Linked DNA regions of Homo sapiens: region 2 is linked to region 1. Evidence: read pairs that join two places in POLR2A ChIA-PET (ENCODE). Cell type or tissue: PC-9. All regions are shown on one strand. Each heading gives the region's core, and the rest is flanking DNA. Links, peaks and the distances in the headings are about the cores only. Region 1 overlaps CDKAL1 (CDKAL1 threonylcarbamoyladenosine tRNA methylthiotransferase). Region 2 has its middle 130 kb from the start of LINC00581.

What was found. ChIA-PET counts read pairs that join two places held together with the same protein. Peaks named below come from ENCODE experiments on the same cell type or tissue, not always from the same donor. Only the 100,000 strongest peaks of a DNase experiment are listed, where the experiment ranks them.
Region 2: POLR2A ChIA-PET joins it to region 1 with 6 read pairs; 2 of 35 experiments call an interaction of 5 or more read pairs at or near these places.

What each region holds. Positions count from the first base shown.
Region 1 is chr6:20,970,744-20,975,142 of GRCh38, reverse strand. The region is part of intron 10 of CDKAL1 (CDKAL1 threonylcarbamoyladenosine tRNA methylthiotransferase); the gene reads right to left. Among named protein-coding and RNA genes, the nearest start is that of CDKAL1, 440 kb to the right of the region's middle. In PC-9, for the core only: no CTCF peak of the experiment used is centred there; no DNase peak of the experiment used is centred there.
Region 2 is chr6:21,382,680-21,387,078 of GRCh38, reverse strand. No RefSeq gene overlaps it. Among named protein-coding and RNA genes, the nearest start is that of LINC00581, 130 kb to the left of the region's middle. In PC-9, for the core only: no CTCF peak of the experiment used is centred there; a DNase peak (open chromatin) is centred at 2,628; H3K27ac peaks cover 1,594 bases.

The DNA of each region.
Region 1 (4,399 bases), core at 85-4,084:
TCCCAATCAGCTCCAATTACAAACAAATGGAACTTCTGAGGTAGATACAGGGACATAAGATAAATATCTATATTAAAGCATTGCTAAAAACAGTCTTCTTGTTTTGGAGTCATGGTCCAAATATCTTATTTGTTTCTTTCCTTTTTTTTTTTTTTTTTTTTTTTGAGATAGGGTCTGCCTCTGTCACCCAGGCTGGAGTGCAGTGTTGAGATCTCAGTTGACTGCAACCTCTGCCTCCTGGGCTCAAGTGATTCTTTCACCTCAGCCTCCTGAGTAGGGGGTACTACAGGAGCATACAACCATGCCCAGCTAATTTTTTTTTTTTTTGCAGAGACTGGGTCTTGCTATGTTGCCCAGTCTGGTTTCGAACTCCTGAGCTCAAGCAATCTGTCAGCCTCGGACTCCCAAAGTGCTGGGATTACAAGCACGAGTCACTGCACCTGGCCCAAATATTTTATTTCTAAGATGCAACTGATGGTAAACCACACCATCAACTCGATAACAGCCTTTCAAGGAGAAAACAAAATCCAGAAAAATAGAAACCTTACGATATCAATGTTATATATTATTTGTAGAGCATAACTCTGATTTCTCAAATATTAAAGTGAGCCTGAGAATAAAGAATAGCTAGATATTAATCACTATCACAAGACAAAAGAAACACAATGTTCTTTTCATTTTCCCTATCCAATGTGAAGTTGTGGCAAAGATTGCTGGTTGCCCTAATATCCCTTCTCTCTTCTTCAGTAATAAAATTCCCAAATTTTAACTACACCTCTGACCACCAAGCTGGAGATTAATTGCTCATATGGTCAAATAACAAAGTTTGGGCAAAGCCAAAAGCTTGGATTTAATATGACTAGAAGAGATCTGCTACTTTTGGGTCAGGCCAGTAGAAGAAATGCATGCCATGTCTTTCCATTGTCTTTTCTGCTTCTGCAGCCTGGGATGCTAACATGACGGCAGGACAAAGAAGAGCCATCTTAGACCTAGAGAGGGAAGGCACACACTGAAGACAGCAAATCCTCTAGAGAATCTTGGACCACCCATCTGTGGACTGTGAAAGAGAGAAGTAAACTTCTATAAGCCACCATATTTTGGGGCCTCTTTGTTTTATCCTCTTCACGTTTTCCCTAATGTAAGCGTTTTCTATATAATACTTCACAGTTATATATCGTCTACAACAATAATTTCTTAAAAATTGTTTATAGTCATTGCTAGTCAGAAATGATGACCCAGGCCAGGCAGGGTGGCTCACGCCTATAATCCCAGCACTTTGGGAGGCTGAGGTGAGCAGATCACTTGAGCCCAGGAGTTCGAGACTAGCCTGGGCATCATAGGGAGACCATGACTTTCCTAAAAATACAAAAATTAGCTGGGCATGGTGGTGCATGCCTGTAGTCCCAGCTACTTGGGAGGCTGAGGTGGGAGGATCACTTGAACCCGAGAGGCAGAGGTTGCAGTGGGCCGAGATCACACCACTGCACCCCAGCCTGGGTGACAGAGCAAGGCCCTGTCTCAAACAAACAAACAAAAGATGACCCATGTTGCTTATGATCCTATGTTGGATCACCTGGCAGGATGGCAGCAGCTGAAGCAGAGACCCCAGTGAACACTGGCATGCCTCTACTGCTGTTCACAGTGACTGGCACTGAGAGCCACCTTTCCCTCCACAGCCTTTGGAAAGTCTCACATTTCCCCATGGGTCCTACTTCACTCCCCGCTCACTGGCTAGCTTTCTCCTTCCCCACAGGTACTTTTGACTTTGGCTTACCCTATCAATCATGAGAAAATAAACATTAGGAATATGTGACCCAAAAGATACCTTTATATAGAAAAGATACCTTTATATTTACATATGTGATACATTGTTTTTAAGGTAAAATTCCAAAATCTCAGTATAGTAACAATGATAATAATTATAGCTGATAACTCTTGAGCACCTTTTATGTGCCAGACACTATTCTAAGCATTCTACATATATCAATTCATTGTTCTACCAATGTTACTCTATTATAAGCTAAATAATGATACTCCATTATTTAAAGTCTTTTTTTTTTTTTTGAGACGGAGTTTCGCTCTTATTGCCCAGGCTGGAGAGTAATGACGCGATCTCGGCTCACTGCAACCTCTGCCTCCCGGGTTCAAGCAATTCTCCTGCCTCGGCCTAAAGTCTTCAATTTATATAGCATCCCAGAAAGCACTAGTGATATGTTATCTAATATTCTTTGTATAGGGTAACTGCTAATATGCCCAGTTGATATGTGAAAACATCAAAACCCATAGAAATGTGAAAATCTGTCCAGTGCTCCACAAAAATCAGCAGAACATCCAGGCCCATGTCAAAGACTGGCCCTGACAGCAAACAATCAACAATGCTCAGTTCTCCTTTCACGGTCTCTGAGTTCTAAAATCAAGCATGCTTTCCTAAGAGAAGGGAGGTCCATAAGCTTCATAATTCCAAGGGCTATGGATTAATTCACTGATGACCCACGTTCCAAACAGGAAATGTGCCTGAAACTGAGGGAATTAACAGAGATGGGCTGTTCATTCCCTTAGGAACGTGGGCTAGGCTGGTGGAAGAGCAAAAGAGAAATGAAAATAAGTTGTTTATCCTGCTTTCTGTTTCAAACTTTCTTCAAAAAATCTGAAGGACTTGGGAAGTTGAAACATAAAAAGAAACTGATAGGCTTCCACGGATAAAACTGAGTGTCTAAAAGAAGAATAGCTGGTGCCTTGAGAAACTTAACTAAAGGCTAAGGAAGAGCTAAGAGTGTCTCAAGCCTGGGTGATAAGAGTGACTGCCAGTGGGCTGTGTCTGAGGCCTCATGAACTTGGCCACCAAAATGATCTCCAGTCCTTCTACAGGGCCACCAGTGTGGAACAAGAAGAGTATGCAGAACAATCCATTTTTGGCAATAGAGAGATCTTGTGATATGATTTTCTGTAAATTTCACTTTACACTGTATTATTTACAGCATGAAAAACACTTGCAAGTGAGGAAGGCCATTCTATCCAAAAGAATGTTTCTTTCTCAGGTGTTGAATGGAGGACTCAATTCAAGTGAGTCTCTAGGCTCACTACAGAAACAGAAGCCCTTGGTGTCTCAGGCCTCTCTGACTTAGGATTATAGAAATGATATGCCACTGTCAAAGCAAGTGTTGAGATGATTATTTCACACCAAATATCAGATAATAAAATGGAACAACAGTTTTTTCACGTTATTTTTTTTAATTCAAGGTCACATCAAGTAAAATGAGTTTAAAAATATTTTGGAAGGCCTGGAATTAGAGAGCAAGTGGAAAATTTAAAATCTACATCATTCAGCTTAAACTCTTCAAAATGGTGCTCCCTTTTCAGATGACTTACATGTGAATGGAATGATCACGATTCAACTAATTTGCCAGATTAATGATAAAACTGATTCAGATTTAAATCTTCTACTTCTGTAAACACTTCAATACAATAATGACCCATTTGATTTGAAGGATACTAGAATAAAATAATAAAGCTATAACAAATATGTTAGTAATAAAATTGTTATATTCTAAAATCTGTTACTTCTATGACAGTAACACAATGTACTGCAGATTTCAAAATGACTCTTTAAGTTTTGAAATTGATTATCCCTGAAATATCAATATTTTTCTAGTGATCTGTTGCAAATTCTAGAGTTTATATCTATTAATTTTAAGTTTGATTATCTTTTTAATTTAGCAATGCAGCATCAAAAGCAAATATCTTTCCGATCAACAAATGTCCAATCACCTGATGTGCACAGCTTTTGGAAGACTATGCTGATGGTGTGACACGGCATAGTGAAGGGGACATCATCTATCAAGAAAACAAAGCTTCTTTAGTGAATCTAGACCAACAGCAGCTTTGACATCATGAAAGACAGTAATTGTGGAACTCAATTATCTATCAGAATAGAAATAACAACATAATATTTGATTTGGTTCTTAATAAAAGTATCAGTTTTTAACAGGGAGAGAGGCCGTGCATGGTGGGCTCATGCCTGTAATCCCAGCACTTTGGGAGGCCAAGGCAGGCAGATCACGAGGTCAGGAGTTAGAGACCAGCCTGGCCAACAAAGTGAAACCCCGTCTCTACTAAAAATGCAAAAATTAGCCGGGTGTGGTGGCACGTGCCTGTAGTCCCAGCTACTCGGGAGGCTGAGGCAGGAGAAACATTTGAATCTGGGAGGCAGAGGTTGCAGTGAGCTGAGATCATGCCATTGCACTCAGCCTGGGTGACAGAGCGAGACTTGGTCTCAAAAAACAAAACAAAACAAAACAAAAAACAGAAAGAAGCAATTAACCATCATAGGCAAGATTCAGTCTATCTATGCCATATTATTTCTTGTGTGGTATCCAAAGCCAGAAGTATCTAAAGAAGT
Region 2 (4,399 bases), core at 279-4,278, 410 kb before region 1:
AACAGTAGCAGCAGACATAGCTGCTAGCTCTCCTTCCTTGTAGGTATAATCCCAGTTGATTGACTTGTTTTCCTAGCCTCCTTTTTAGCCTTGGGTGGCCATGAGTCATAGTTCTGGCCAATAAGACCTAAGCACAAGTATGCTAGGGGTGTCACTGATAGTGTTTGCCTGATAGAAGGGGACAGACATAGCTGGCATCTTTCTTTATCTTTCATGCTGTCAGCGGGAGGCAACCAGCAAGAGGGAGAGGCTGAGAGTCACAAGAAGACAAGTTACTTCATTACTGCCCTTGTTTTCTCCCTGCGTGGAACCCTAGATCCCTCTGGCTACTTTCTCTCTCCAATCCCCTCCATGCCCTGTGTCCTTCTCTGACACTCTGCCCACTAATCTCTCACTCCGGCTCTAACTAATCATTGGCTTTCTCCACCACTGCCTGCCTCCTAAACCCCATCTCATTGCTGGGGAATATTCATGCACATTTGAGGGTTTGTTTTGTGTTATTATTTTATTGTGGTAAGAATACTTAAGATGAGATCTACTCTCTTAAAAGATTTTCAAGTGTACGATACAGGATTGTTAACTATAGGTGCTATGTTGTACTGTAGACCTCCAGAACTTACTAATTTTGCGTAACTGAAACTTTATACCCATTGGTTCACAACTCCCTATCTCAATCTTCCTCCCAGGCTCTGGCAACCCCCATTCTACTCTCTGCTTCTGTGAGTGTGGCTATTTTAGGTACCTCCTAGAGGTGGAATATGCAGTGTTTATCTTCCTTTTTTCTTTTCTTTTCTTTCTTTTTTTTTTAAGACAGAGTCTCACTCTGTTGCCCAGGCTGGAGTGCAGTGGTGTGATCTTGGCTCACTGCAACCTCCGCCTCCCGGGTTCAAGCAATTCTCCTGCCTCAGCCTCCTGAGTAACTGGGATTACAGGCACACACCACCACACCCAGCTAATTTTTGTATTTTTATTAGAGATGGGGCTTCACCATGTTGGTCAGGCTGGCCTTGAACTCCTGACCTTGGGATCCACTCGCCTTGGCCTCCCAAAGTGCTGGGATTACAGGCATGAGCCAACGCACCTGGCCATAGTGTTTATCTTTCTGTAACTGGCTTATTTCACTGAGCATAATACCCTCCAGATTCACTCATTATTACATATGGCACGATCTTCTTTTTGAAGGCTGAATAATATTCCATTGCACGGATACATTTGAGGTTTTCACCTTTTCCCAGGCCTCGTCTGTAGCCATGTCTAAATTCACCCTGACCCATGGCTAAAGGAGAATGAGAAACACTGGAACATAATGACTTTCCCTGACACGTCCACATTCTGAATCTTAAATAACTCTGTTTCAAGTGCACTAAGTGATCTCTGCCTCCCTGTTCTCTTGGTTCTCTTCCCATCATTACTAGCTATAGGGTGATGATGAATGTTTGGGTCAAAAAGACCTGGGTTCTCTTTCCAACTCTAACAAGGTTGCCAACGAAATTAATTCCGTTTTACCCTCCAGTTCCTCTCTTGTAAAATAAAACCATTTTGGCCGGGCGAGGTGGCTCAAGCCTGTAATCCCAGCACTTTGGGAGGCCGAGGCGGGCGGATCACGAAGTCAGGAGATCGAGAGCATCCTGGCTAACACGGTGAAACCCCGTCTCTACTAGAAATACAAAGAAATTAACCAGGCGTGGTGGCGGGCGCCTGTAGTCCCAGCTACTCGGGAGGCTGAGGCAGGAGAATGGCTTGAACCCTGGAGGCGGAGCTTGCAGTGAGCCGAGGTCGCGCCACTGCACTCCAGCCTGGGCGACAGGGCGAGACTCCGTCTCAAAAAAAGAAAAGGAAAAAAATAAATAAATAAAATAAAACCATTTTACATTTCAGGGCTGTTATAAAATAGAAACAAGCTAACATATAAGCCAGGTAATAGATGTTGAGTATATATTAGCTATTATTCTTAACATGGCCGATATCAGTAGGCAGAGTCAGCTCTGCCACCCTGGCCCCACCTGACCTGACCCCATCAGTAAGCAATTCGTTCACTGGGTTAAGCATTGCCTTATCTCCAAAGCTCCCTTTTATTCTCGAGAGGGGGAGGTTCATTGCTACAAAGACATTCACTTAATTTTCTCTTTAAAAAGTTCATTATTTCAGTAGAAGAAGATGGGATAGAATTAGAACACTAGAGCTACACCAAGGGAGACAAGATAGAAGATGCTGAGTGCTGTGGAATGGGGAGGAAGAAAAACAGTGGGAAAAGTAAAAAAAGAACTAGGGCAAATGCACCTTGGCCCCAGAGACGGTCCTAATTAATTTCCTTTCTTCTCTGTTGCTATTTTGGCTTCCTTTGGTTTAAAAATAAAAAGTCCTGTTTTTGCTCTGATTATGTCTTTTATTTTCATATTTATGAGATTAAAATGGCATAACCTGCCTAGGATGCACCGTGATCTAAGGCACTTGATGTATGTTCGAGAAGAAAGGGGGGAAAAGGCCTCAAGTCTGACCCGAGGAGGCAAAATGCTTATGTAGCATGAGAACTTTATTGACTTAAGTTTCAGGATTGTTCTCTCAGGGAAGGAAAACCATCTTAAAAAACAAACAAACTTGTATTCTGGGGTATTTCCCAGAAAAGACGCAGGTATGGTTAGTAAGATGGGATTTGGTTTTGTTTTTCGAGCTTCAGCCGGGTGGTAAAAGGTCAGTCCTGTGTTGTAATCCACTCTGGTGCCTCTCTCCCGTAAATCTAACCACAGCCCTAGAAAAGCTATGCAGTGTGGCAGTTAGTAAAATGAAATTTCTTTTTAAAACGTCTTCCCCCTTAAAAAGTTACTGCTGAGTCTTAGAATGTTCTGGAAAAACGCTGTTGCTCGAAATTTCAGAATAATTTCCCTAGGAGAAAGCTGTTAAAATGATTTATCTTAAAATAAGTTACTGAGATGGGAAGATGGAGAAAAGTAGACATGTCTCACATGGGTGAGGTCTTGAGAATGGGTGAGAAGAAAAAATGGTGTGGGGATGTGTGGGGTGAGTTTCTATAAGAGCCGCATCACCTTCTGACCCGTGAGTAAAAATGTTGGTTAATAGGAAGCCAGTCAGCTCTGTCCCCATGTGCTCAACGCGCCACAATCTATAGCAAGCACAGACACAGACAGTACGTCAGCACTGTCCTGGGCCCTGCGCCTCCGGGTAGGGATGCCCCAGCTTTGCCCCATGGAGTCGGGGGTCCCCTGAGGTCTCCTTCTTCACACCCTTACAGCCTAAAGCAATACCAGCCGTGGCCGCACACTGGATGAAGCTGTCAAATGATTGAATCGCACAGCAGTGAGCATCGCTGGGATATATTGTATATTGTGGGTCCCCATTTTAAATTGGATTACAATCCTGACTTCATCACTGTCATTTGTAATTAGGTCTGGCATTCTAGACTTAATGCAGCCACCACTGTGTATCTACGACTGTGACAAGAGGCCATCTGCACACACCACGAACTAAAAGCCGCATTTTGACCCCCGGCCTGATACCAAAGCTCAGTGCAACAGTGTGAGAGACCACGGCTTCAACTTCATCTTTCCCCTTTTCTTTATCTAACTTTTCTTACACAAAACTAGGCAGCAAAAAAAAAAAAAAAAAAAAAAAAAAAAAAAAAAAGGGCAAAGGAGAAATCAAGAGCCTATACAATCTATAAACTAGCTCATCAGCTCCTAAATCAAGAGGCCAACTCTTTTGTTATGGTTTGAATTGTGTCTCCCACCCTAATTGTGACTGTATTTAGAGACAGAGTTGGTGTGGAGGTAATCAAGTTAGAATGAGGTCATTAGGGAGGGCACTACTACAATCTGACTGCTGTCCTTATACAAAGGGGAAATTTGAATACGGTCTCAGGCACACAGGGAGATCATTTTGTGAGGATGAAGGCAGGGATCCGGGTGATGCCTCTACCAGCCAAGGAACAACAACGATGGGCAGCAAACCACCGGAAGCCAGGGGAGAAGCCTGGAACGCATTCGCCCTCACCGGCCCCGAAAGGAACAGATCCCATAACGCTTTGATCTCAGACTTCCAGCCTCCAGAACTGTGAGACAATACATTTCTGTTGTTGAAGCCACACAGTTTGTGGTATTTTATGACAGCAGCCTTAGCAAACTAATACATCTTTGTATTTTAAAATCACGGATAGAAGAGTGTGGGTATCCACTGAAACCACAAGCGGCTTCCCACAGGTTGTTTACGGTCAGCTTTATGCTTAGAGGGAGGTGTGAGAGTCTCATAGTAACACACAGAAATCTGCATTATTTATGACTAAAAGCAAAAGCAAAATGTCTTGTTTGTCAGTCACTCCCCTCTAGGTAAGTCTTGTCCAAATTCTTGAGTTATTAATAGCTTAATTTCTTTCCCACACAGCTAT